Linked DNA regions of Homo sapiens: region 1 is linked to region 2. Evidence: chromatin loops called from intact Hi-C (ENCODE). Cell type or tissue: IMR-90. All regions are shown on one strand. Each heading gives the region's core, and the rest is flanking DNA. Links, peaks and the distances in the headings are about the cores only. Region 1 holds the start of PHKA2-AS1 (PHKA2 antisense RNA 1). Region 2 holds the start of TRV-TAC1-2 (tRNA-Val (anticodon TAC) 1-2).

Evidence for each region. Peaks named below come from ENCODE experiments on the same cell type or tissue, not always from the same donor. Only the 100,000 strongest peaks of a DNase experiment are listed, where the experiment ranks them.
Region 1: a loop joins it to region 2, with 5 times the contacts of the local background. A loop is called at or near these places in 57 of 110 quality-filtered maps.

What each region holds. Positions count from the first base shown.
Region 1 is chrX:18,875,359-18,890,794 of GRCh38, forward strand. PHKA2-AS1 (PHKA2 antisense RNA 1) reads left to right here and starts at 14,938. Exons shown (of 3, transcript NR_029379.1): 1 at 14,938-15,270. RefSeq lists an enhancer at 11,338-11,547. In IMR-90, for the core only: a CTCF peak has its summit at 11,249 (motif pointing left); no DNase peak of the experiment used is centred there; H3K4me3 peaks cover 533 bases; H3K27ac peaks cover 166 bases.
Region 2 is chrX:18,673,070-18,683,440 of GRCh38, forward strand. It overlaps TRV-TAC1-2 (tRNA-Val (anticodon TAC) 1-2), which reads right to left and starts at 1,912; the gene lies at 1,840-1,912. It also overlaps a transcript of PPEF1 not described here. RefSeq lists a silencer at 1,837-2,023. In IMR-90, for the core only: a CTCF peak has its summit at 3,619; no DNase peak of the experiment used is centred there; H3K4me3 peaks cover 552 bases; H3K27ac peaks cover 472 bases.

The sequences.
Region 1 (15,436 bases), core at 10,099-12,598, 210 kb after region 2:
TGCTTCCTTCCAGGCTGCTCCCTGGAGCACACTCTTGGCATTTCACTTGTACAACATGCCTGGCCCTGGCACGCTGCTGGTGCTGGTGTGCACACTGATCACATAAGCTTGTGAGCATTCAGCGCTGAAGGCCAAGGATGCCTTGTGCTCTGAGAATGGGATCTGCTTGGGGGCAGGAGAGACTTGGGGTCGGGGTGCGTTGCTGGGGAACAGACAAGGGATCTGTCGCCTCCTGGGAAGCTGGGAAATGGTGTGGGGTGGGGCGACTGGGAGAGGACGGCCAGGGACAGCTTCAGGCCTGGTGTCCTGCAAAACCTGACACCTAGCAGATGGGAAGATGCGGCTCAGCTACCTCCTCCCGGAGCCAGGCTGAGGAGGTCACGTGGGCCCAGGAGGTTCAGCCTCAGTTGGGCTGTGCTTGGGGAAATAAATCATCAGGACTCAATGCAGAAAAATGACATGAATTAGGGGGCTCGTCTGGGTGCCACGCGAACCTCTCCCTGTCTCTCCACCTTGCAGGCATGCTTTTGGGTACCGACACATGTTCCTCCAGGAGGAGTGGTGGAAAGGAGGAATCCTTTGGCCTCCAACCCTGGAAGAAGGTGTATAGTTTTAAAGGGCAAGGCTTGGCTTTGAATTGCAGCTCTGCCACTTCTTTCTCCTTCTCTCCCTTCCCTTCCCTTTTCCTTCTCTTCCCTTTTCCTTCCCTTTCCCTTTCCCGACAGTCTTCTCTGTTGGCCAGGCTGGAGTGCAGTGATGCACTCTCTGCTCATTGCAATCTCCACCTCCCCGAGTTCAAGAGATTCTCCTGCCTCAGCCTCCTGAGTAGCTGGGACTACAGGCACGTGCCATCATGCCCACTTAATTTTTGTGTTTTTAGTAGAGATGGGGTTTTACTATGTTGGCCAGGCTGGTCTCGAACTCCTGACCTCAAGTGATCTGCCTGCCTCGGCCTCCCAAAGTGCTGGGTTTACAGGTGTGAGCTACTGCACCCGGCCCCATCTCTGCCACTTCTATACAGGCGCTAGAATCCAGACCAGCTTCTGAATATCTCTAAGCCTCAGTTTCCCTGTCCACAGAAGGGGGTGATATGCCTTCTCTCAGAGAGGTGGCGTGAGGAACAAATGGCATGTGAGGGATGAGTGTGCCTAGGATATGGGGAATGGATGTTCTGCTTGTTTTCTTTGCCCTAGAAGTCACTGTATTTCAACCTGAATTTCCAAAGAACATTGTCAGACACCTAAAGAGAAGATCACTTGAAGGAAGTTGAATTTTGATATTTGAAGTTTAACTGTTTTGCCACTCACAGTACAGTTACTTTTGTTTTTTTTTTTTTTTAAAGACAGAGTCTTGCCATGTTGCCCAGACTGGTCTCAAACTCCTGGGTTCACACCATCCTCTTGCCTCAGCCTCCTGAGCAGCTGGGACTAAGGGTGCGTGCCACCACACCCAACTAATTCTTAAATTTTTGGTAGAGATGAGGTCTCACTATGTTGCTCAAGCTGGTCTCAAACTCCTGGGCTCACGTGATCTTCCTGCCTCAGCTTCCCAGATTGCTGGGATTGCAGGCATGAGCCACGGTGCCAGGTCAATTGCTTACATTTTAATGGCCAAAGGGAAGAAGTTGTTCTCTAACTTCTGAAAGTGTTCGGAAAAACTGCAGAGCTTAAATGACTGCTGAGAGATTTGGGATTCTGAACAGACACTGCGAGGAGCCAGAGTTTGGGGGTTGGTGACCTGGACACAGCTGCCGCCACTTTCTGATGGAGAGAGGGTCCTCTGAGTGGAGCTAGTGGCAGAGGTTGTAGAGCCCAGCACCACTAGGAGGGATGGGAGGTCCCTGAGGAGGGAGAACAGGCAGGGTCCCACTTGGAAGTACCGCAATGGCTGTGTCTTCCTTGGTCCTTCCAGGGCGTTGCTGCTTGTGATTCTTTGCTTTCCCAGGGTCCATGTGGGAGGAAACAGCTCACAGGTCATCAATGAGACATCGGAGAGAGCCGCTAGGTGTTGTGGCAGATGAGGCAGTGCCTCCACGTGTGCTCATGGGCACTCCCGGTCATGAAGAGTGACCCACCTTGGCAAGGCTCTGGAGCTTGGTGGCCTTTGACATCCCGACCCAGAGCCTATTCAGGATCCCAGTGTCTCCTTGGATTTGGAGACACTCATTCATTCCCAGCAATGAACACCAAGCTTTTCTCATTCCTTTGGCTTGTACAGTACAGACCCCTCAGCAACTGCGCTCCATGCACGCAGCACTGTGTGGACTTGTTCCCCTGGTAACCACCTTCTATTCCCTATTACTGTGAGCTGGACTTTAGATTCCACATAGAAGAAGGATCACGTGATATTTGTCTGTGTCTGGCTTATTTCACTTAGCATAATGCCCTCCAGGTGCATTCGTGTGGAGGCAGGACTTCCTCCTCCATTTTTTTTTTTTTTTTTAAGGCAGAGTCTCGCTCGGTCACCTAGGCTGGAGTGCAGTGGTGCAATTTTGGCTCACTACAACCTCCATCTCCGGGGTTCAAGGGCTTTTCCTGCCTCAGCTTCCCGAGTGGCTGGGATTACAGGCGTGCGCCACCACACCCAGCTAATTTTTTGTATTTTTAGTAGAGACAGGGTTTCGCCATGTTGGCCAGGCTGGTCTTGAACTCCTGACCTCAGGTGATCCGCCTGCCTCGGCCTCCCAAAGTGCTGGGATTACAGGCATGAGCCACTTTTTTAAAGAGACAGGACATCCAAGTCCGAGGAGACACTTGGATCCTGGGGAGGCTCTGGGTCAGGAAGCCAAAGGTCACCAAGGTCCAGGGCCCTGACAGGGTGGGGCACTCTTTGAGACCAGGAGTGCCCATTAGTACTCATGGAGGCACTGTCCCATCTGTCGCCCAGGCTGGAGTGCAGTGGCTTCATCCCAGCTCACTGCAGCCTCCACCTCCTGGGCTCAAGTGATCCTCCCTCCTCAGCCTCTTGAGTAGTTGGGACCACAGGCGTGTGCCACCACATCTGGGCCCACTCTGCCTCTGCTATGAGTGCTCTCCCCCAATGGCCATGCAGCCCTTTCTCTCAGCCCTTTCCAGTCTTTGCTCAGATCTTTTCTTCTTGACAAGCCTATTTAATACTGCTGCCTGACTCCCTCACTCCAATCTTTCTTTGAGGCCTGAGCCGGCCTCACTGTGGAATTGGCTGCATAACATCCCGATTTGTTAAGGTCGTTGCTTATCGTCTGTCTCTGCCTGAACTTAGGCTCTGAGATGGGAGGAATCACTGTTTTGTTCATGGATTCTCCCACGTGTCTAAATCAGTGCCTGGCATGTAGTAGGTGCTCAGTAAATACGTGTTCAATGCACTGACTGAGGAAACTGGAGCCCAGAATGATTATGTGACCTGCCCAAGGCCACCCAGCACACTGGGGAAGGAGCAGGGATGGAAGCCTAGACTCTGGTACCAGGATCAGAGCTCTTAACCACCGAATACTACTGCTCACCCAGTGACACCTGTGGCCTTTGGGTGACCTCCACCCCTCTTGTCTAGGTCTCATTAGGTTGGGCTGGCACCCTGTGTGCCCTTCAGTTTCCACCCAGGCTGGTGTCTGGGCTCTTTTGGGGGTTCCTGCTCCCACCTCTATATCCCTCCCAGGAAGTGGACTAGACTGTGTGGTCCCCACCAACTGTCCCCTCACTGCCTGTTACCCCCTCACTCTCTACCCTGTCAGAGGAGCAAGACGCAGCCAACTCCTTGTGACCTCAGCCTGGCCTAGGGGGTGGCTGGCAGCTATTAGAGTGGGCCTTGACTTTGAGAGACCCCTGAATGACATTTCACCAGCTCTCTGTGGCTGTGCCCCCAGTCCTTTGGCCTTCAGGCGAATCCTGCCACCTGTGAATTCCTCTTCTGTCAGTTTTGTCTCGGGGAGGGTCGAGGCATAATCCCAAGGTGCTGCGGGGTCCCCGTGAGAATGAAATGCTGGCCCTGGCAGCCTCTAAGCCTCATGCCCACAGCAGCAGCAGCATCCCCTCCATGTGTCTTCCCCACGCAGGAGAGGCACCAACCGCGGGGATGCCCTTGGGGGAAGCCAAGGAACAGACCTGCAGAAATAGTTCAGCAGAGGCCCCAGGACAAAGGTGTCCGCTCTGTAGTTCTTCTGGATTTGGGGGGGGAAAGTGATAATGATCACTGCAAACTCCATGCCTGTTTTTTCTTCCGGTCAACCTCTTATTTATTTATTTACTTATTTTTGAGTCAGTGCCTCACTCTGTCACCCAAGCTGGAATGCAGTGGCGCAAATCACGGCTCATTGCGGCCTCAACCTCCCAGGCTCAAGCTATCCTCCCACCTCAGAGTCTCAAGTAGCTGGCACTACAGGTGTGTACCACCACACCTGGCTAATTTTTATTTGTTAACTTTTTTGTAGAGATGGGGTCTCATTATGTTGCCCAGGCTGGTCTCAAACTCCTGAGCTCAGGCGATCCACCTGCCTCAGCCTCCCAAAGTGCTGGGATTACAGGTGTGAGCCACCTCGCCCAGCCCTGCATCTTTCTTTAAGGCTTAGTAAATAATTGAAATTTTAATACTCCAAGTGTGCGTGAAGAATCCCAATATGTATTCGCAAATTGTTGAGCAGACCTGTCCTCATGTCTGTCAGCTCAAGGTTGTTAACTGTGTCACTGAGATCTTCTATGTCCTTGATGATATTTTGGTCAGCTTGACCTACCAGTAGTAAAAAAAGATGTCTCGGAGCCTCCCACCAAGATGATGAAGTCATCTTGTCCTTGTACTTTTGTTAATGTTTCCTGCATTTATTTTGAAGTTGTTTATTGGATAAAGAAATGTTTAAAATGGAAATGTCTTCTTGGCAAATTTCATCTTTTATCATCATGTTATCCCGTTTCTCGTCCTTAATACCACTTTTGGTCCTGAAGTCTATTTTACCCAACAGTGACACAGGGGGACCAGCCCTCTTTCTGATAGCATTTGCCTGGCATGTCTTTTTTTGTCCTTTTCTTTGCAACCTTCTGTATCCATATGCCTACAAAGAGCATATATCTTTCTACATGAACCATGTAAACCCAATCTGTCAACATTTGTCATTTAACAGGGGTCTGGTCTCTTGACATTATTGTCACCATCGATCTAGGTAGCTGGTTTTGAACATGTTCATGTGTATGGTGGCTTCTCCTACCTGGTCCTTCCTGTTGCAGAGCATACGATATACACTGCTTTGCATTACAGACTTATTTTAGTTTGTCACGTTTTGTCTGGGTGACAAACAGATACACAGGCACTCCGTCCTGGCTTCAGGATGGAAATTCTGTGTTTCTATGTTTCTTGTCTTTTTTTGAGACAGAGTCTTGTTCTGTCACTCAGGTTGGAGTACAGTGGCGCAATCTCGGCTCACTGCAACCTCCTCCTCTCAGGTTCGAGTGATTCTCTTGCCTCAGCCTCCCCAGTAGCTGGGATTACAGGCGCCCTCCACTACACCCGGCTAATTTTTGTACTTTTAGTAGAGACGGGGTTTCACCATGTTAGCCAGGCTGGTCTCAAACTCCTGACCTCAGGTGATCCATCCGCCTCGGCCTCCCAAAGTGCTGGGATTACAGGCGTGAGACACCACGCCCAGCCTCTCATCTTGTTTTTGAATTGATCTCTTTCTCACCCCTTATATTCGAAAAGAACATTTGCATATTTCACATCCCAGAGTGTCTACTCCCTCACCTCAAATTCTATCATGCTGATTTTATCTAGACTTTTCATTCTGGGTAATTATTAATATATTTGCAGCCGGGGGTGGTGGCTCACGCCTGTAATTCCCAGCACTTTGGGAGGCCAAGGTGAGCGGATCAAGAGGTCAGGAGTTTGAGACAAGCCTGGCCAACATGGCGAAACCCCGTCTCTACTAAAAATACAAAAATTAGCTGGTCATGGTGGCGGGCACTTGTAATCCCAGCTACTCGGGAGGCTGAGTCAGGAGAATCGCTGGAACCCAGGAGGTGGAGGTGGCAGTGAGCCGAGATTGCGCCACTGCACTCCAGCCTGGGCGACAGAGTGAGACTCTGTCTGGAAGAAAAAAAATATATATATATATATATGATCTACAGATCATATATATATATGATCTACAGATCATATATTTGTATGATCTACAGATCATATATTTGTATGATCTATAGATCATATAGATCATATATTTGTATGATCTATAGATCATATAGATCATATATATGATATAGATCATATAGATCATATATATGATATAGATCATATAGATCATATATATGATATAGATCATATAGATCATATATATGATATAGATCATATAGATCATATATATGATATAGATCATATAGATCATATATATGATATAGATCATATAGATCATATATATGATATAGATCATATAGATGATATAGATCATATAGATCATATATATGATATATGATATATATGATATGTATATCATATAGATGATATACATGATATATGATATGATATCATATATCATATATCATATCATATATGATATATATAATAAATATTATATATAAATATGTATATTTGCTCTTTTGCTTTGGTTTTGATTACTCTTTGAAGACAATCAAAAATCTTACCAAGGGCTGGACTCAGTGGCTTAAGCCTATAATTGTAGCACTTTGGGAGGCCGAGGTGGGAGGATTGCGTGAGCCCCATCCCTCAGAGTGCAACCTCCGGCTTCTTTGTGGGGATATTTTTGTTGGACCTTAGACCTGCCCGTGCTGCCAGGTCCCCTAGCCTGCCTTCTCCCAGCCCAGGACTGATGCAAGGGGCCCTGGACAAGGCATAAGAAACTTCAGGAAGCATAGAAAGAGGCCATGACCATGACCCAGGAGGCTAAGTGCTCCTGGCAGACTCAAGGTTGCCCAGCAGCCATCTCCCTTCTTCCCCACTAACAGGACCCCGAGTTTGTTGCAGATATTTGACAAGTGAGGTCTCCAAAGGTGCCCCACCAACCTTGCAAGGCCCACGATGGTTCCAGACTTAGAAATCCATCCTGTTAATCCTTATTGCGCTTGCCAGTGATTAGTGTTAAACAGGCATATGACTCAGTCCTGGGCATTTCGAATTAAGGAAAAGTCTGCCAGAGGGCTTCTAGGAGAGACTTCCCTACCTGGAATGGGTTGATAGGGGGAGAGAGGGGTGGAGAGGGAGCGAGGGAGTGAGAAAAAGACTGGAGCAAGAGAGAGAGAAGCCAAAAGCTAAAGAAGAAAGCCCTGACTCTCCCTCCTTGGTTGGGATGTTGTCCTTTAAGGATGTGATGCTTGGAGCTGTGGCAGCCATCTTGTAACCATGAGAAAAGAAAGCGCCACTCTGAAGTTGATGGAGAAGAAAGACAGGAAGAGCATGGGTCCTTCGTGGCATTGTTGAGCCACTGAACCAACTCTGCAACCTCCCAGCTGCAGTCGTTGTCTTACATAGGGTGAGAAATGTCTTTATTGTTTGAGCCACTGACAGGCTGGGTAGCTGTGATGGACAGCTGAAAGTATCCTGAGAGATTACTGAGGAATTTGTCCTCTTGTGTGATCCTGCCTGCTATTTTAATTTAATTTTTTTGAGATGGAGTCTCGCTCTGTCGCCCAGGCTGGAGTGCAGTAGCATGATCATGGCTCACTGCAGCCTCTGCCTCTGGGCTCAAGTGATCCTCCCAGCTCAGCCTCCTGAGTAACTGGGATTGCAGGTGTCTGCCATCATGCCCAGGTGGGGTTTTTTTTTTTTTTTTTTTCATTTTTTGTAGAGATAGGGTCTCCTTATGTTGCCAAGGCTAGTCTGGAACTCCGGGGCTTAAGCGATCCTCCCACCTCATCTTGGCCTCCCAAAGTGCTGGGATTACAGTCACGAGCCACTGCACCCAGCCATTCCTGCCTTTTAGAGTCCTGGGAGGAGACAGGTTATCAGAACGCAGATCCCAGGCAGTGCGGCCTGCACATAGGCAGAGAAGATGACAGTTGGGAGTTAAGGACCCTTTCCCCATCACACTGGCCAGCTCAGGGGCTGAGAATTCCACAAGTCAGAGCTTTCACCGAAACTTGCATGTGACTTGTGAAATGCAAACATTCCAGGGAGAACTGGGAGTGACCCGCACCCTGTGGCTTCTTTCCTGGAACACTTCAGCACCTGAGTGTCTCCCAGGTAGCGGGAGGCTGGCTGTCGAGAGGACAGCATGGGAGAAAAGGGATTCGGAGGCTTTCTCAGAGGAATTCATTGAATATTTGCTCTGTTCCAGCAGCTTTATCCCCACTATCTTTTTTTTATTACACAAACATTTATTTAGCACTTACTATGTGCCAAGTAGTATCCAAGCACTTTAAAAATATGTCACACTCAATCTTGTGACAGCCATGCGAGGTACAAGTGCTCTCACTAAGCCCAAGTACAGAGGTGGTGGCCCTGGATGTGGCCCAGACAGACCAGTGCCAGCCCCAGTGCCACGCTCTGAACCACCCAGCGTGCCAGGCAGCTCTTGCAGTCTCAGGCTGCTGTGTAGCAGTGACACCTCCAGCGAAGTGGCACCACTTATTGCCAGCTCCCTGGACCCAAGCCCTCCCTGGTTGCCTGCCCTGGTGGGTCCCGAGTGGGTCAGACAAAAGGCAAGCCCTGCTCCTCAGCCTCCCCTAGGGGCATCCCCCATCCCCGGCTCTCTCCCTTCTTCTAAGGGCAGACAGGCTTCTCCCAAGTGAGGGCAGGAGGCTCCGCACCCCTTTGCAACCCCAGGCCCTTGGGCGGCAAGTGTCAAGAGGAAGAAGGAATCCAGAGATAGGTGAAGGATGAAGACAGGGCCTTTATGCTCTTCGCTTCTCTCCTCAAAGTGCCACCTCCTGCCTCTGTCTGCTCTGCTCTGTCCTTGGTCCGTATAGCAGAGCCCTGCTCGGGGCGGCGCTGATTTCAACACCCTTGACGTTGAACTGGGCTCCTCCCAGGTGTGCCAGGCTGGAGTCCTCACAGAACTCTCTCTTGCTCTGTTTAAAATGGATGTATCCCCCTAGCTTATTCTTAACAGTCCTCCAGAATCTTCCACCATGAGCATCGTCATCCCCATTTGACCAATGAGGAAATGAGGCTCAGAGAGTGACTTGCTATCCATGGCCACGCAGCTCAAATGTCACCTGTCTGATCCAATGCTTACCTTCAGACACACCCTGGGCCCTCCGGGATGATCTGGAGCCTGCAGACCTAGGCCAGCGCCACCGTGGGGTGGGGGAGTGGCAGCAGCCTCTGTCTGCTGAGACTGTGCCAGTGCCAGGGGTGTACAAACGTGATCATGACCTCATTACATACACGGTATTGTTACTGTTATGTCCATTAGCTTGTTAATCTCTAGAACCACCACATGAAGATGGTTTATATAATCACCATCCCATTTCACAGAGGAAGAAACTGAGGTACCAAGAGATTGTGTCTAATCAAAGGGTGTCCAGCTCTAAGCAGCAGCATGGGGGTCAAAATTCTGGCCCATCTGACCCCTGAGCTCCTGGTGGTGACAGGGGCCCGGGAGGTAGCCAAAGCAAGGTGTTGAGACCTTAAACCCAATGCTGCCTGTGTCACAATTTTGCCAAAGGCTACCATCTGGGAACAGTCCCTAGGGTGGCTGTGCCCACATCACAGCAGAGGCTACTTAAGGGCTTTGTGGGCTCCAAAGCATGAGCCACATTTCTCCTGACCTTGAAATGGACTCTTTGAGAGAGGCAGGGGGGGGACCTGGTGTCCTTGCTTCCTAGCTGGGACAGCCAGCGGACTCGGAGGAGCTAAGAGACTTGCCACTGTCCACGGTGCTGCATCCCCAGCCTTGCTGCACCACCCAGTTGCAAGCGTGACTTCTATCACCCTGGGCTGAATTTAGCTTCCTAACCCCTGTATGCTAAGCTGAGAATTCCCTTCCCCTTCAATATTTCTCTTCATATCTACTATCCAAACCTTGAATAAACTGAACAAATGAGTCTCTCTTCTGAGGTAAATTTGTTAGAGACTAAAGCAAGGTTCTTTGCCTAGATCTAGGTAAACATGGAGGCCGGAAATGGGCTTCTTTCTGATCTGCCACTGACATGTGTGAATTTCTGAAATTCACAAGCCCTCTTGAGTCTCAGTTTCCTCATCTGTAAAATCCAGGTGCTAACAGCAGCCCTAACTAAGCAGGCATAGATGATGATCACGTGCTCTTCAGCACCTGTGGAATGTGTCCCTCAGCTGGAGCCACAGCTCAAGTCTTTACTCTCCTCTAGTTTCCAAGACGCCTGAGGTTTACAGGTAGAAGACCCCCAGAGGACAAAGTAGCTGATTCCAGGGATTCCTTGGAGCCAATCCTCTTGGCCTCAACTATCCCCTCCTATATTCCCTCTCCCCACCGGCTGGGGTACGTACTCCCTGGCCAGCCTCCTGGAATGTTCCACTGGTCCCCACCTCCCAGCACAGTACCCCTCCCTCCCGCTAGTGGATGACTCACTACATTTCTTTCTTGCTTTTTTTCCGATTGTGCTTTTTTTAAGTTTAAAAAAGAAATGTGTCAAAGTCAGCATAGCACATCTATTTAAAGTGCAGAGGAAGCAGCCTCTGAACAACTTGCGGTGTGGAGCCTTTAGAACCTTTCCAGGCCTCAGCCCCAAAGTCTGTCACTGTTGCTTTCTAAAGCCCCAATATGAAGGGCAGTGGACGCTTAGGGACGTCAGGGGAGAGGTAAGGTGAGAGCAGGAGAAGGCAGGGCGGAGGAGGGTGCCCTGGGGATAGAGTCCCGGCCACTGTTTCCTTTGCCCACCCCATCCCCCGAGGAAGGTGGCGCCAGCAGATGCAGGTATATGGCTTTGTACGTGCATGTCGGCTTGAACGTGGTGTAGGGACCACGTAGGGTTTCAGGCCTGAGACAGCGGAGGGAGCTGAGGAAGGGAACAGGCATCGCTTCTCTCTCCCTCTTCTGTCATTTCATCACCCCCATTTTCCAGTTACTAGATTATCTCCCCTAAATAGCAGCAAAGCAGGGGCTGCTCCCGAAGGCTGTCAGCTCCTCAAAATAGGTGGAAGGAAGTCACATGGCCTCGGCACTGGCTCCCTTCCTGGCTCCGCCTCTCACACATGTCCCTCCAGACCTGCGGTGAAATGAACTGCTTCTCCCCTCTGCCTCTGCCATGGCTCCACTGCCCCCTAACCTTTAAAGCAGATCTCTCTGGGCAGGGTTGGCAATACTTGTCATTCTTCCCAGTGACTTGGGACAAAAGCCAAAGTCTGGACTCCTTGGTGGCTCCACTCCCGCCCCCTGCAGACGTGTTGGGTGCAGTACTGCCTCCCACGTTCGCACTGGCGGTTCCTTGCTGCCCGGCACCGTCTCCTCCAGCTAAAGTGAGGCTCAGGCCCTCACTTCCTTCAGGTCGCTGATCACATCTTGCCCACTGAGATCTTCTCCAGTCATCCCAGAGGACAGGCCCTCTGTGCTCCCAGGCCTCCCCACCCGTTCCTCTGCTTCGTTCTGCCCCCGATATGCTGCGAAAATCATCACTCCTTGTTCATTTTCCGGGGCGGGGAGGAGGAGGGGTCAGTCTCACTTCCTCCCTCGGCTGAGCTGCAGGAGACTCAGAGATGGCCTTGGCCTCACCCAGCTGTGCTGTCCCCACCCAGCCGGCTGCTTTGACATTTAAAGGACTAGTCCGATCCTGCTGGGTCGCATTCTTGAGCAACTCCGGCGCTGTGGCCCTGCACTTTCTGGAGGACTGAGTGTTTTACTCAGCCTTCACCTATGAGGAGCCCGTGAGACCCAGGCGAGGGTTGGGAGGGTCAAATCCCCACCTCCTGCCCCAACCCATCTTGAGCCTCTACCCTCTTCCCCCAGCATAGCTGAGCAAGTGGGACTGGGGCTGGTGGAGGGGTAGTGCCTGCCATTCAGGGGCCGAAGACAGTGGCTTTGCTAAGGCCCCTCCACCCCCAGCCAAGCCCAGGAAGCCCCCTGCATCCCCTCCACCGAGTGCCGGCAGTTCCCAGGCTGCCTGGCCTGTGCCCACCTGTCCCCGCGTTTTCTGCCGCTCCACACCCCCTAGTCCCGGCTCTGGTCACTCTGCGGAGCCTCTGCTAACCCTGTGCTGACAGTGAGCTCCCCGACCCGGGCTCCATCTTGACCCCTCTTGCACCGCAGACTTATTTTTGACTCTTTGCCCTACTAGGCATGGAGCCCTTTGTGCCTCAGCCAGCCAAGCCCAGATCCAGCCACGTGGACGTGTGCTGACAGCACCGTCGATGCACAGTCTCCACCAAGCTGGGACAAAGGTACACATCCTGCGGGGGCAGGGCGGGGCGGCAGTCACCACCCTAGCACTAGGGAGCTCTCTGCTTTAGGCGATGGAAAGCCCAGAATCCTTTCTGGTGAGATTCAGGCGGCAGTGCAAGGAGCCACTAAGAACGGCTGCTTCATCTTCTGGCGTGAAGAGCTGCGTCAGCCGCGGTGGGTGCAATGCCCTCTCAAAACCTTCTCCCAGCCTGCTGGGCCACTTTCGCTCCAGATCTCTTGTGGCTAATGAGGGAAAGGGGAGCAGGGAGCTGTTGCCTGCACTTCCAGAAGGAGGGGAGGTTGGGGAGAGGCAGAGAGGGCCGCCTGGCCTAGATGGCTGTGCCTCTCTTGAGCCCAGGAGAGACTCCAGTACTTACAGGAACTCAAACGATCCCTGGTGACAGCTGGAGGAAATTATTCACACTGTCAAGAGAGAGGCTTATACCACGAACGGTTCCAATTCATTATTTTTAAATCCCCCAGCTGGCTAAAGAGTTAGAAGAAAAGATGTGACAATCATTTGAGTCTTGTCCCAGATGGGCTGTCACTCAAGGGCTATGAAAATCGAATGGGACTGGGCTGGTGGTCACAAAAACTGCAGGGCGCACTGGCAATTCTGCAGGGCTTTGCAGGATGGTGGAAGGTGGTCTGGTGGGCCATACTGGGCAGCAGTGGTGATCCAGCCCCTATGGCTCAGTAGCATTTCTACCCAAAGACAGAACATGTAATTAATTGTCCTACCTCCATCCCAGAGGTGGGTACCAGGATGGCTTCCATGCACCTGGGGTGAGGAGGGGTTGCCTGCACGCCCCTCTTCACTCCTGACACACAGCCTTCCTCAGGGGCAAATGTGCCTCTTGCGTCAGCTCTCCAGGGCAGACCCTGGCGAGGGCACAGGTCCTTCTTTTATGGGCAGAGGAAAGAAAAGCAAGCATTCCAGCTGGAGCGGACACTGAGTTTCAGATGTTTGGCATTTGAACCTCCTTCCTGTGTTCAGGGGATCCCCATGTTATGAAGTGGGGACCTCCACTTTGGAAGGCAGAATTCTCAAGATGCGGCTTTTTTCTTTTCTTTGAGACAGGGTCTTGTTCTGTCACCCAGGCTGGAGTGCAGTGGTGCAATCACGGTTCACTGCAGCCTTGACTTCCCAGGCTTAAGTGATCCTCCCACCTCAGCCTCTTGAGTAGCTGGGAAAACAGGTGTATACCACTGTGCCTTGCTGATTTTATTTTTTGTAGGGAGGGTTTCACATTGTTGCCTAGGCTGGTCTCTAGCTCCTGGGCTCGAGACCTCCTGCCTAGGCCTCCCAAAGCGCCAGGATTACAGGCACAAGCCACTACGCCTGGCTGGATGCTGTTTTTTCTAACCTCTCCCTCAGCCGAGGCAGTATGCTTGCCTGAGACCTTGAAGTGGCAGCTAGTGGCTGTTTAAAATCCCTTTTGGTGACAAGTAGAAGCCTCTACATTTAGTTTCCAAAAGAGCAGAGGCAGTGGTCCCAGTGACAGTGCCCAGCATTGGGGGTGTCTGTGGTGTAAGTCCTGGGGTATGAACCTGGGAGTACTGGAGAATGACATGGGATCTTGGTCCTGGCTAGGGAGCCGCTTAGCCTGGTGACCATGTGACCTATCCAATATTGTTTAATAAACTTCCCACTTAACCCAGCCACAGTTGGTTTCTGTTGTTTGCAAATGAACTTCGAGACAATGGCAGCTGGTGGCACAGAGATTAGAGCCAGTTACTGGGATTTCTCTTTGGCAAGTCCATCCTGGGTTTGCATCTGGGAAGATCTTTCACAAAAGGAGATGTGGAAGGCACAACCATCCCCTCGTGCCCAATTCAGATGCAGCTTACCCTTTGCAGAGCCTGGCACCTTGGCTATGCCAGCTGCAGGGGAAAGGGGTGGCGGCCACCTGCAAGGGTTGGGCCAATGCTGCACAGGATTCGGGCTCAAGACACCAACACCCTGCTAGGCCAGCGCAGGGAACACTCACCACGGGAGCCTAGGGGCTTCCTCAGGGGCCTTCAAGCACAAAAAGAGATACTTTTCACCCTCCCACCCCCCAACCAGGCTGTATGCCTGCCTGGCCCTCAGTGGGCATGGCAGAAATGCTAGGATTCGTGTTGGATTCATGCATTTTTCAGAATAGTTTAAGGACTGCACGAAGACAGAGGGACGAATCACATGACTTCAGAGTTCATTGGTTCCAACTATTCCAGCTCTCCTGAGAAGGCATGTTTTGCCAAAAGTGCACATATGTTCCTCTAAAGAAAACCATGGTAGTTTTTTGATGGAATTTTTTCCTCTCCCAGGCATCGTCAGACGTGCCCAGCACTCGACTGCAGAGCAGCCTCTCTCACAGTTTCCACTCTCATTTCTCAAAGAACTCTCTTGGTACCTCAAGGCCGTGGCTTTCCTAAGTGGCTTTTTGAGGGAGACAGCAGGGACTGGGCTTTAAGGGGGCCACAGCGCAGCTTTCTTTTCCCCTCACAGGCAGAGCTATCAGTAGCCACGTCGGGTAGAACAGAAGGCATTCTGGGAACGCGGTGCTCTCACATCCTGCAAAGTACAGGCCTGCAGAGCAGATGGCAGGGACTTCAAAAGCTAAGTCACCTTGAAAGATAATGGCACAAAGGGCGATTGGGGGTGGGGTGGGTGGGAGGCTTTTGTACCCTTTTGCAACAAGGAAGCAGAAAAGACAAAAGCTATTTGCCAGCCTGGTGCGGGAATCAACAGAATAGAGAGATGGTTCTGCTGCAATTTCCATCAAGGGTGGCCAAGCCTCCAGTCTTCTTGTCCAGAAGTAAGTGGCATCAACCAACTCTGCCAAACTGCATTTCCTGCCTCCTGATCTGGGGTCTTTTCCTTTTCTTTTTTCACACAGGGAGTATTTCCATCCTCTCTGTCCAGGCAGCTGAGCCTTGACAACCTCTCCTCCCCTTCACCATGCCCCGACTGATCTCCTAATGGAGCCCCACCCCTCGAGTCCCTGGGCCTGTGGAAGGTAGGGTCTCCCCCTCCTCCTCATCCTCCCCCACTCCACTCCAGGTGGGGTTGCAATAGGGCTTATCTGGTTTCCTCTAAGCATGAAGCCCTTGACCAGAGGAGGAGCGGGAGTTCACGTCACGCCCCCATGCTTAGTCCTGGCCTTTTGCATTTTTTGTGGATGG
Region 2 (10,371 bases), core at 2,071-4,570:
TCTCTGCGCCTAAACTTTCTCATCTGTAAGATGATGATAATAATGCCTACTTTCGAGAGTTATTTTGAGGCTTACAAGAGATCATATGTATAAAATACTTAGCACAGTGCTAGACATAATTAGCTATTATTTTTACATCACCATTCAGAATAAAGTTGATGGGAGGAAAAGGGGAGTTGTTTAATAGGTATAGAGTTGAGTTTTGCAAGATGAAAAAGTTCCCGAGATCTGTTTCACAACAATGTGAATATACTTAACACTACTGAACTGTACACTTAAAAATGATTATGGTGGGCTGGAGGTGGTGGCTCACACCTGTAATCCCAGCACTTTGGGAGGCCAAGGCAGGCAGATCACTTGAGGTCAGGAGTTCGAGACCAGCCTGGGCAACATGGCGAAACCTCGTCTCTACCAAAAATACAAAAATTAGTCGGGCGTGGTGGCGTGCACCTATAATCTCAGCTACTCGGGAGGCTGAGGCAGGAGAATCGCTTGAACCCAGGAGGCCGAGGTTTCAGTGAGCCGAGATTGTACCACTGCACTCCAGCCTGGGTGACAGAGCCAGACTCTGTCTCAAAAAAAAAAAAAAATGGTTAAGGTGGTTTTAAAAAAGGCCGGGCACGGTGGCTCAAGCCTGTAATCCTAGCACTTTGGGAGGCCGAGGCGGGCGGATCACGAGGTCAGGAGATCGAGACCATCCTGGCTAACACGGTGAAACCCCGTCTCAACTAAAAATACAAAAAATTAGCCGGGCGAGGTGGCAGGCGCCTGTAGTCCCAGCTACTCGGGAGGCTGAGGCAGGAGAATGGTGTGAACCCGGGAGGCAGAGGTTGCAGTGAGCTGAGATCACGACACTGCACTCCAGCCTGGGCGACAGAGTGAGACTCCGCCTCCAAAAAAAAAAAAAAGAATAAAGTTGATGAAGTGATTGTAATAACAGGGAAAGAGTTACACTCAAGTTAGAAAAAGACGCAAATTTCTACACTGTTAAGGATGCATAACTAGGTTGAAAATGCAGAGAAAAATACTGAGTGCCCCTTCCCATTTTATATTTTTTGCTACCACCATCTCACCATGGCCCACACCCTCATTCCTCTTGTCAAAGATAAAAAAGCCAATATTTAAACAAATAATAAACTCCCCAAAGGAAACTGTAATGAAATAGTAAAGAGGAACAGAAAGAAACTAGAGAAACGTTTGCTCATTCAACCAGTATTTATTGAATGTCTACAAGCCTGACATTTATTTTATACTGTGTATGAACTCTATTCCACAAATTCTACTGCTGCATTAAAAGGGACTGTGGGGTTTTTTTTTTTTCGTGCTCTGCACATCAGAGTTTAATGAAAAATAGAACTTTTAATCAGAGTCATAATCATGACCGACCTTTAATAATTCACCTGCAGTCAAAGCGCTGCTGTATTGCCTGCCACATTTTAGTTGGAGGTTGGGTGGCCGGCCCTTGCTGGCTTGCAGGCAAAGGGCAGCCAGGTGCATTCCCCGAGCGCCCGATTTTCCGAGGCGTACTGGGAGGAGAGGTGGGGTAGGGCCCGGCCGGATCGGGGGCGCCGGATCGGGTCTAGGACTTCGCCCGGCCCCTGCCCTCCACTACTTCTCATGTCGGACTATGGCGGCAGTGACCTTGTGGGATAGGAGAGGGTATCTGTCATTTCACTTCTGCGAGAAAAACATGCCAAAAAATTAAAAAGAAAAAAAGGACAAAGAAAAACACTTCGTTGTCGCTTTTTGGTTTTTTTTGTTTGTTTAACCCAAACCCTTTTTTTTTTTTAACCCAAACAACGAAACCCTATAAAAGCAAAAACAGCCGCCTTACGGCTATGGTTCCACTGGGGCTCGAACCCAGGACCTTCTGCGTGTAAAGCAGACGTGATAACCACTACACTATGGAACCTCTACGAGGAAGAATATTGTTGGGACTTTATTCATAGACTCACAGCAGTTCCGGTCCCTCCGCCGGAGCCCCGCCTCTCCACCGTGACCCCGCCCCCGAGGCGAGGAGTTTGCGGCGGCTTCGAGTCTCGGGCTCCGGCGTTTGGGCGGCTTGTCTTCCCTGCCCGCCACAGTCGCGGCCCCTGGGACCAGGGCGAGGCCGGAACCCCGGCCGAGAGCACCTCCCTGCTATCATCTGTCCCCAAACTTTCCCTCAATCGAGGCGCCGGCGGGGCGGCCCGGCGGCCGGAAGTGCACCCTGCTCGGGCTTTGCGCCCCCGGCAGCTTCCTCCGCCCGCGAGGGCCCCGCGCCTTCCCATTTTCCCAACCGGCAAACTGAGCCTCGGCCACCCGGCCCACTTGCCGGTCGGAAGTCAGGACGTCGCCGCTTGCGGCGGCGTGGAAGGCTTCGCCTCCGGAGCAAGGAGGACGGGCCGCTGGTTAGCGGGCCCTTTGCCCGAGGGTGTGGACCTCTACCCGCTCCCCTGCCCCTTCCCGCAGCCTTCTTCCCCTCCCGAGGACAGGCCTAGGGGGTGCAAATGCCAGGGCTTCCGTTAGGTCTCCTTAGTCTAGGGCTGCAGGGGTTGGGGGACGAAGACGTGTAGACGGGGCCACCCGTCTATGGCTTCCAGGGTGGCAGCGGCCCTGGCCACGTGATTGAGGGGCCCAGTGCAAAATGAAGATGCCAGGCCCCTTGTTAAGTTTTTGAGAATTTCACACGGTAACAGCAGAGTATTCAACCTGGTGCGGGGTCCCTGACTTGCTTGCAGGACTGTAGTCTGGGTAACGGGCTGGGACCCTCCATCACAAAGGGTGATTCTTGTTTTTCATCGTCAGTGTCATTTGCCTTCTTCAGGGCTTCCAGGTGGATCTTCGTCACCACCCTAGGATTGCTCACCATTCTCAAGCTTGAAAACCCACCTGCAATCATTTGGGCGGGGGGGGGGGGGCATCTTTAAGCGCCCAGGTGAACTTGGTCTGCAGGCAGCAGCTGTCCTTTTCTCTGGATCTTCTGCTGAGGTCGGTAGGTTGATAAGTGATACTGATTTTGTGGCAGGAACTCCCTTCAGCCAACTCCTGTCTTCCTGGGAAGGCCTCTGGAAGAAACCAGGTGGGTGCAGGGAACACTAAGGTGGGGATCTGGATGTTCGTCTTGATTTGGCCATTCATGAGCTGGGTGCTCGAGCTAGTCAGTTCACCTCTGGTCTCAGTCTCCTCCTTTGTAAATACAAGGGTTGGACTAAACACGTCCCCTTTCACCTCTGGGTCTCAATGTTATGCCCATCTTCCACGTAGGAAAACGGAGGCAGTTATCTGCCATGTAATCCCCCCCACACACACACCCCCGCCCCCCGCCCAGAAGTAGAGGCAGGCCAGCTAGTGGCGTGGGTTTTTCTAGTACCCGTTTCCCGATGTCCTCAGTTAGCTCCCTGTCATATTCATCATGGGGCCCCCTTCTAGTCTGCTTTTTTGGTGAGACGTTTTCAGAGGCCTCTCGAGCGCTTGATGCCTAGATTGTGGGCCACGAGATGACCAGAGTGGCCAGCCACCGGCCGGAGGATACGTTCCTGAGAGCTCCACGTTTCCCACTAGTCAGTGAGCCTCAGGACTCCTGGGAAGCCTGATAATAAGTGTATCCCACCTGTTTCCAAACCCCTAGCGGTCGAAAACAAGACTGCCAGGAACTGGCCCTAAAGTTACACCCACTGGTTGTGTTTTGGATGGTGTCTCTAGGAAATGCTTTGCTCTCCAGCCCCCCACATCCCGATTTTTCTGTCTGCCCCTGGGTATAAAGGTATGTTTGCCAAGTTCCCACACTTAACCTCTGTGCAGAAAAGAAGCTGGTGTCCCTCTGTTGCATGCTTAACCTCTGTGCAGAAAAGAAGCTGGTGTCCCTCTGTTGCATGCGACACAGGTATCTGCCTTTGGTGAAAAACTCTTGTTCCTTTTCTCCATTCCAGGAGGGAAACTGTGTTCTGTTCTCCCCGCCGCCCCTCGCAAGGTGTCATCACAATCTTTTTTTTTTTTTTTTTTTTTAAGACGGAGTCTCGCTCTGTTGCCCAGGCCGGAGTGCAGTGGCACGATCTCAGCTCACTGCAACCTCTGCCTCCCGTTCGAGCAATTCTCCTGCCTCAGCCACCCAAGTAGCTGGGATTACAGGCGCCCCCCCACCATACCTGGCCTACTTTTTGTATTTTTAGTAGAAATGGGGTTTCACCATGTTGGCCAGGTTGATCTCAAACTCCTGGCCTCAAGTGATCCGCCCACCTCGGCCTCCTGAAGTGTTGGGATTGCAGGCGTAAGCCACCGCGCCCGGCCCCACCCAGCTCAAATTCTGTGGTCATTTTTATCACTTGCTTGTTTGCCCTTTCATTTCTTCCTTGTGCTTGTTGGTAAAACCACAATCTCTTACATCTGACTGTCTCCCTACCCTGCCCCTGAACATGGCCCAAGAAGAACACATCCAAGCTGACTGGTTTCACACTAAATTCATGACTGCTTAGCTCAAGTGAACCCTTTCTGCAGTCCAGAATACGTGTCCACTTCTAAGGACGGTTTCATGTCTTATCTCCGTAAACCTCCTGTACCCCCAACCCTAATCTCGGTTACAGCTGATGATCTAGCTTCCTATTGCGGTGAAAAAATGGAAGCAATCAGAAGAGAACTTCTGGAAGTCCCCTGCCAGCCACCGTCTGCTCTCGTGCTCTTCCTCTGGATCAGGATGGGTTGGGACTGGCTAACTCTGTCGTAGGAGGCTGTCCCGTGTATTGTAGGATGTTTTGCAGCATCCCTGGCCTCTATTCACTGGATGCGTGTAGCACACATCCTCCCCCACCACCCAGTTGTGATGACCCAAAATGTCCCCTGGGGGACAAAATCTTGGGAGTTCTTTGGCAATATCTGGAGACGCTTTTGTTGGTTATGACTGGGAGAGGGGTACTATAGGCACCCAGGAGGGAGAGGCCGGGGCGCTGCCAAACATCCTGTGGTGCCAGCTACTCTGGGGGAGTGAGGCGGGCAGAATCCCTTGAGCTCAGGAGGTCGAGGCTGTCGTGAGCCATGATTGCACCGCTGCACTCCAGCCTGGGTGACAGAGTGAGAACCTGGCAAAAAAAAAAAAAAAAAAAAAGCCGGGTGCGATGGCTCACGCTTATAATCCCAGCACTTCGGGAAGCTGAGGCGGGCGGATTGCTTGAGCTCAGGAGTTCAAGACCAGGCTGGCCAACATGGCAAAACCCCATCTCTATAAAAAAATACAAAAAACTTAGCCAGGCATGGTGGCGCACACCTGTAGTCCCAGTTACTCTGGAGGACTGAGGCAGGGAGGATCCCTTGAGCCTGGGGAGGTCGAGGCTGCAACAAGCTGAGATCGCATCACTGCACTCCAGCCTGGGCGACAGAGTGAGACCCCGTCTCAAAAACGAAAACAAAAGCAAAAAAACAGGAAAAAAGCTCTTAATTCCACTTCCACCTGTGCCACTTCCATGTCTCTGCTCTCCTTTATAATACAGTTCTTAGATTGGTCTGGTGCTCTCTCCAGTTCTGTCCCCCCACTGGGACTTGTTCCAGCACTCCACCAAAATTCCTCTGATCCAGTGATTTCCACATTGCTACACAGAATAGCTCTTCCTTTTCATCAGATTTGATCTACTAGCAGCATTGAAAACAACCCATCACTCTGTTTTGAGGTACCTTCCCCTCGGCTTTTAGGATGCGGACCTCTCGCGATGTTTATTTCCTCTCACTGCATACTCCTTTTTGGTCACTTTTGCTGGAGCCTCATCTCTTTGACCTTTAAACACAGCCGTACCTCAGAGGTCTCGGTGCTTGGACTTCTCTATTTGTTCTCACCACCCCAGCGACCTCATTCAATCTAATGGCTTTCAATACCCTTGAGAACCTAGAAGATTCCAGTGTGTATCTCTAGTCTAGACTTTTCTCTCAAACTCCAGACCTACATGTTCAACATCTCCATTTAGATGTCTGTTAGGTTAGGCATCTCACATGTCTGTGTCCACGCTTCTGATCTCTGCCCCTAAATCCGCTTCTCTCTTGATCTGTTTTTCTTTTTTGGAGACAGTTTTGCTCTGTCACCCAGGCTGGAGTGCAGCAGCGCCATCTTAGCTCACTGCAACCTCCACCTCCTGGGTTCAAACAATTCTCGTGCCTCAGCCTCCCGAGTACTTGGGATCACAGGCGTGCGCCACCACATCCGGCTGATTTTTTTCTGTATTTTTAGTAGAGATGGGCTTTTGCTGTTTTGGCCAGGCTGTTCTTAAACTCCTGGCCTCAAGTGATTCACCCACCTCGGTCTCTCAAAGTGTTGGGATTACAGGCGTGAGCCACCGTGCCTGGCCTCTGTTTTCTTTATCGCAGATAATGGCAGCTTCATCTTTCCAGCTATTTAGGCCTAAAACTAAGAATCATACTTGATTCTTCTTTTTCTTACACCCCCAGTGTAATCTTACTAGCAAAGCTTATTGGCACCACCTGCAAGATCTATCTATGCTAGCTTTCTGTCATCTCCCCAGCTACACTCTAATCAAAGCCACTATCACATTTTGCCTGGATCATAGCCAGTAGCCTCAGATCTTGGCCTTTCAGCTTCTGCCCTTTCCCCCCTACAGACTATTCTCCACACAGTAGCCAGAGTGGTCCTTTCAAGATTCAGATTAGCTCTCATCATTCTGTGCAAAACCCTTCAATGGCTCCCTACCTCAACTAGAAAAGCTGAAGCCTTACAGTGGCCTACAAGGCTTGTGCCTCTCTGGTTATAAATCCTCTTACTGGCCAAGCACAGTTGATCATGCTTGTAATCCCAGCACTTTGGAGGCCAAGGTGGGCAGACACTTGAGGCCAGGAGTTTGAGACCAGTCTGGCCAGCATGATGAAATCCCGTCTCTACTAAATATACAAAAATTAGCCAGGTATGGTGGCATGCACGTGTAATCCCAGCTACTTGGGAGGCTAAGATGGGAGGATCGCTTGAGCCTGGGAGGCGGAGGTTGCAGTGAGCCGTGACTGTGCCATTACACCCCAGCCTGGGTCACAGAGCAAGACCCTGTCCTCAAAAAAAAAAAAAAAAAAAATCCTATAACTTTGCCTTTGCTTTGACTGCACTCCAGCCACACCGGCCTGCTTGCTGCCCTTCAGTTACACTAGGCCTCTCCTGCCTCGGGGCCTTTGCTGCTGCTGCTGCTGCTGCTGCTGCTCTCAGCCTCGAATAGTTTTTCCTTAGATCACGCTGTTGCTTGTTCTCTCACCTTGCTCGGGTCATACCCAGATATCTTCTCAGTGAGGCCTTTCCTGACTGTCTACTGAAAATTGCTATTATTCTTTTCCATTCATGCTAGAGACTCACTGCCCCCCTTTCCTGCTTATTTTTCTCTGCAGCACTAAATTTCTTCTCTTTTTTTTTTTTTTTTTGATACGGCATCTCGCTCTGTCGCCCAGGCTGGAGTGCAATGGCGTGATCTCGGTTCACTGCAACCTCCGCCTCCTGGGTTCAAATGATTCTCCTGCCTCAGCATCCCGAGTAGCTGGGACTATAGGCACCTGCCACCACGCCCAGCTAATTTATATATATAAATATTTTTAAATTTTATTATTATTATACTTTAAGTTTCAGGGTACATGTGCACAACGTGCAGGTTTGTTACATATGTATACGTGTGCCATGTTGGTGTGATGCACCCATTAACTCGTCGTTTAGCATTGGGTATATCTCCTAATGCTATCCCTCCCCCTCCCCCCACCCCACAAGAGTTCCCGGTGTGTGATGTTCCCCTTCCTGTGTCCATGTGTTCTCATTGTTCAATTCCCACTTATGAGTGAAAACATGCAGTGTTTGGTTTTTTGTCCTTGCGATAGTTTGCTGAGAATGATGGTTTCCAGTTTCATCCATGTCCCTACAAAGGACATGAACTCATCATTTTTTATGGCTGCATAGTATTCTATGGTGTATATGTGCCACATTTTCTTAATCCAGTCTATCGTTGTTGGACATTTGGGTTGGTTCCAAGTCTTTGCTATTGTGAATAGTGCCACAATAAACATACGTGTGCATGTGTCTTTATAGCAGCATGATTTGTAATCCTTTGGGTATATACCCAGTAATGGGATGGCTGGGTCAAATGGTAATAGAGATGGGATTTCACCATGTTGGCCAGGATGGTCTTGATCTCTTGACCTCGTGATCCGCCCACCTTGGCCTCCCAAAGTGCTGGGATTACAGGCGTGAGTCACTGCGCCTGGCCTGCAGCACTAAATTTCTACATATTTACTAATTTATTTTGTTGATTGTCCCCACCATCCTCGACTGGAATGAAAGATCCATGAGGGCATGGATTTGGCTTCATTCTCTGTTGTATTACGCAGAGTCTAAATAGTTTCCAGCATATAGTAAGTGCTCAGTGAATATGTCTTGAAAACAATGTGTCAGTGTTGAGGGTGACTCAAGCCAGGGCAATGAGTTCCAGTAAGAGCTAATCCTGGATTTTTGCTTGACTTCTTGAGCAGAGACGTTTCCTAATTCACCCTGGACTTGAACGTGAGATGATGTAGAGGCTGGCACTTCTGCTGCCATCTTACTATTGCGTTATATTAGGGCTCTTGGTTGCATACAACAGAATCCTCTTGTTCAAAATATTCACTTTTCTTCCCCATGTAGGATTTTGACACCATGGTCCCCCGATAGACTTGCCCAGGTGGCTTTGCTTTGCCCAGTTGAATGTGAGCAGAAGTGATGAGTATCACTTCCAAGCAAAAGTGTAAGAGCCAGTGTGGTGGCTGCTTCTGTCCTTCCCCTTTGCTGCAAGAAGAACAGCAATGCCCCATAGACAGGTTGGCCTGAGTTTCAGAGGGAAGGCTCCATGTTACATAACTGCAGCCCATCTGCACTGTCCGCGGAACTGGAGTGCAAAACAAACCTTTATCATTGTAAGCCACTAACGTTTGGGGTTGTTACGAAAGCATAACACCACCTAAGCGGCTTCAACACTCCCACAAGTTTAAGAGGAAAAGGAGTTTATTAAAGGACACCAGATGGCTCACAGGATCTCCAAGAAGGCCTCGGTGACTCCAAAGCCAGGAATGATGTCCAAATCTCACTGAGGGACTGCACCAGCGCAGGTGCGCACTGCTGCCTCCTCTGAGTACATATTTAGTAAGTCACACCAGTGTTGGAGCCCAGAATCTTGACCACTGCTGTCTCTGGAAACTGGACACCTCTGCCACTAACCTTGGCAGTAGATGGCCTTTGGGAGCCCTCCACGTCTTCAGGTTGCCCTCTTCTGGATTGAAGTCGCTGGCAGAGCTGAGTTTACCTGCCTGTGCTCTTGCTATCAAAGAGGCTGGAAAAGCAAATTTCTTGTTTCTACTTTGGCGAGTTAGGAGTCAAACAGGAGGAATTACCAAGACATAGGGAGGAGGTTCAGAAGTTAGTGAATGACCATGAAGCATGAAAGACGTCCACGACCTGCTGGAGACCTGAGGATGGAGCGGACACCAAGGGATCCCAGCTGAGCAATAGAGCAGCTGGGTGCCATGACTTACGCCCCGGCCCCAGTCATGCATATACCATTGACTCTTCAGTTATTTGAGGAAACCATTCCTAGCTTTGCTTAAGCCAGCTGGAATGGGCTTACTGACACTTGCAATGGAAAGAGTCCTAATGATCTGTGTCTCAAATGGATGAGCGTTGGCACAGTGGCTAACGGTGGTGCCCTGGCTCGGATGCCTGAAAGTTTTGGTTGTTCTCAGTCCCCAGTAAGTGGGGATGAGGCTGACAGTTATGGGAATGGCCGCTTCTGGTAGGGTAGGTGTATTAATCTGTTCTCACGCTGCTAATAAAGACAAACCCCAGACTGGGCAATTTATAAAGGAAAGAGGTTTAGTGGACTCACAGTTCCAGTGGCTGAGGAGGCCTCACAATCATGGCGGAGGATGAAGGAGGAGCAAAGGGACGTCTTACATGCTGGCAGGCAAGAGAGAAATGAGAGCCAGGCAAAAGGGGAAGCCAAAACCATCAGATCTCATGAGACTTATTCACTCTCATGAGAACAGCATGGGAAAGACCTGCCCCATGATTCGATTGCCTCCCCTCCGGGTCCCTCCCACGACACGTGGGAATTGTGGGAGCTACAATTCAAGATGAGATTTGGGTTGCAGCACAGCCAAACCGTATCACCTGGGTTGTGGTTTCCCTGTCTGCTGGGGAGCCAGTAGTTCTCATGTACAGCAGGGCGCTTGCTCACGTGTGGCACAGTAACCAGGCCAGGTACAATTATACAGTGGGCAACATGTCTGTGTCAGATAGTGCTAGTTGCTTATCTACTAGCAGATATTGAGGAAAAGAGGAATATCCGTTCCTCTTTTCCTCAATAAGACAAGTAAAAACGCACAGTTGTACAGTGCTTGCTG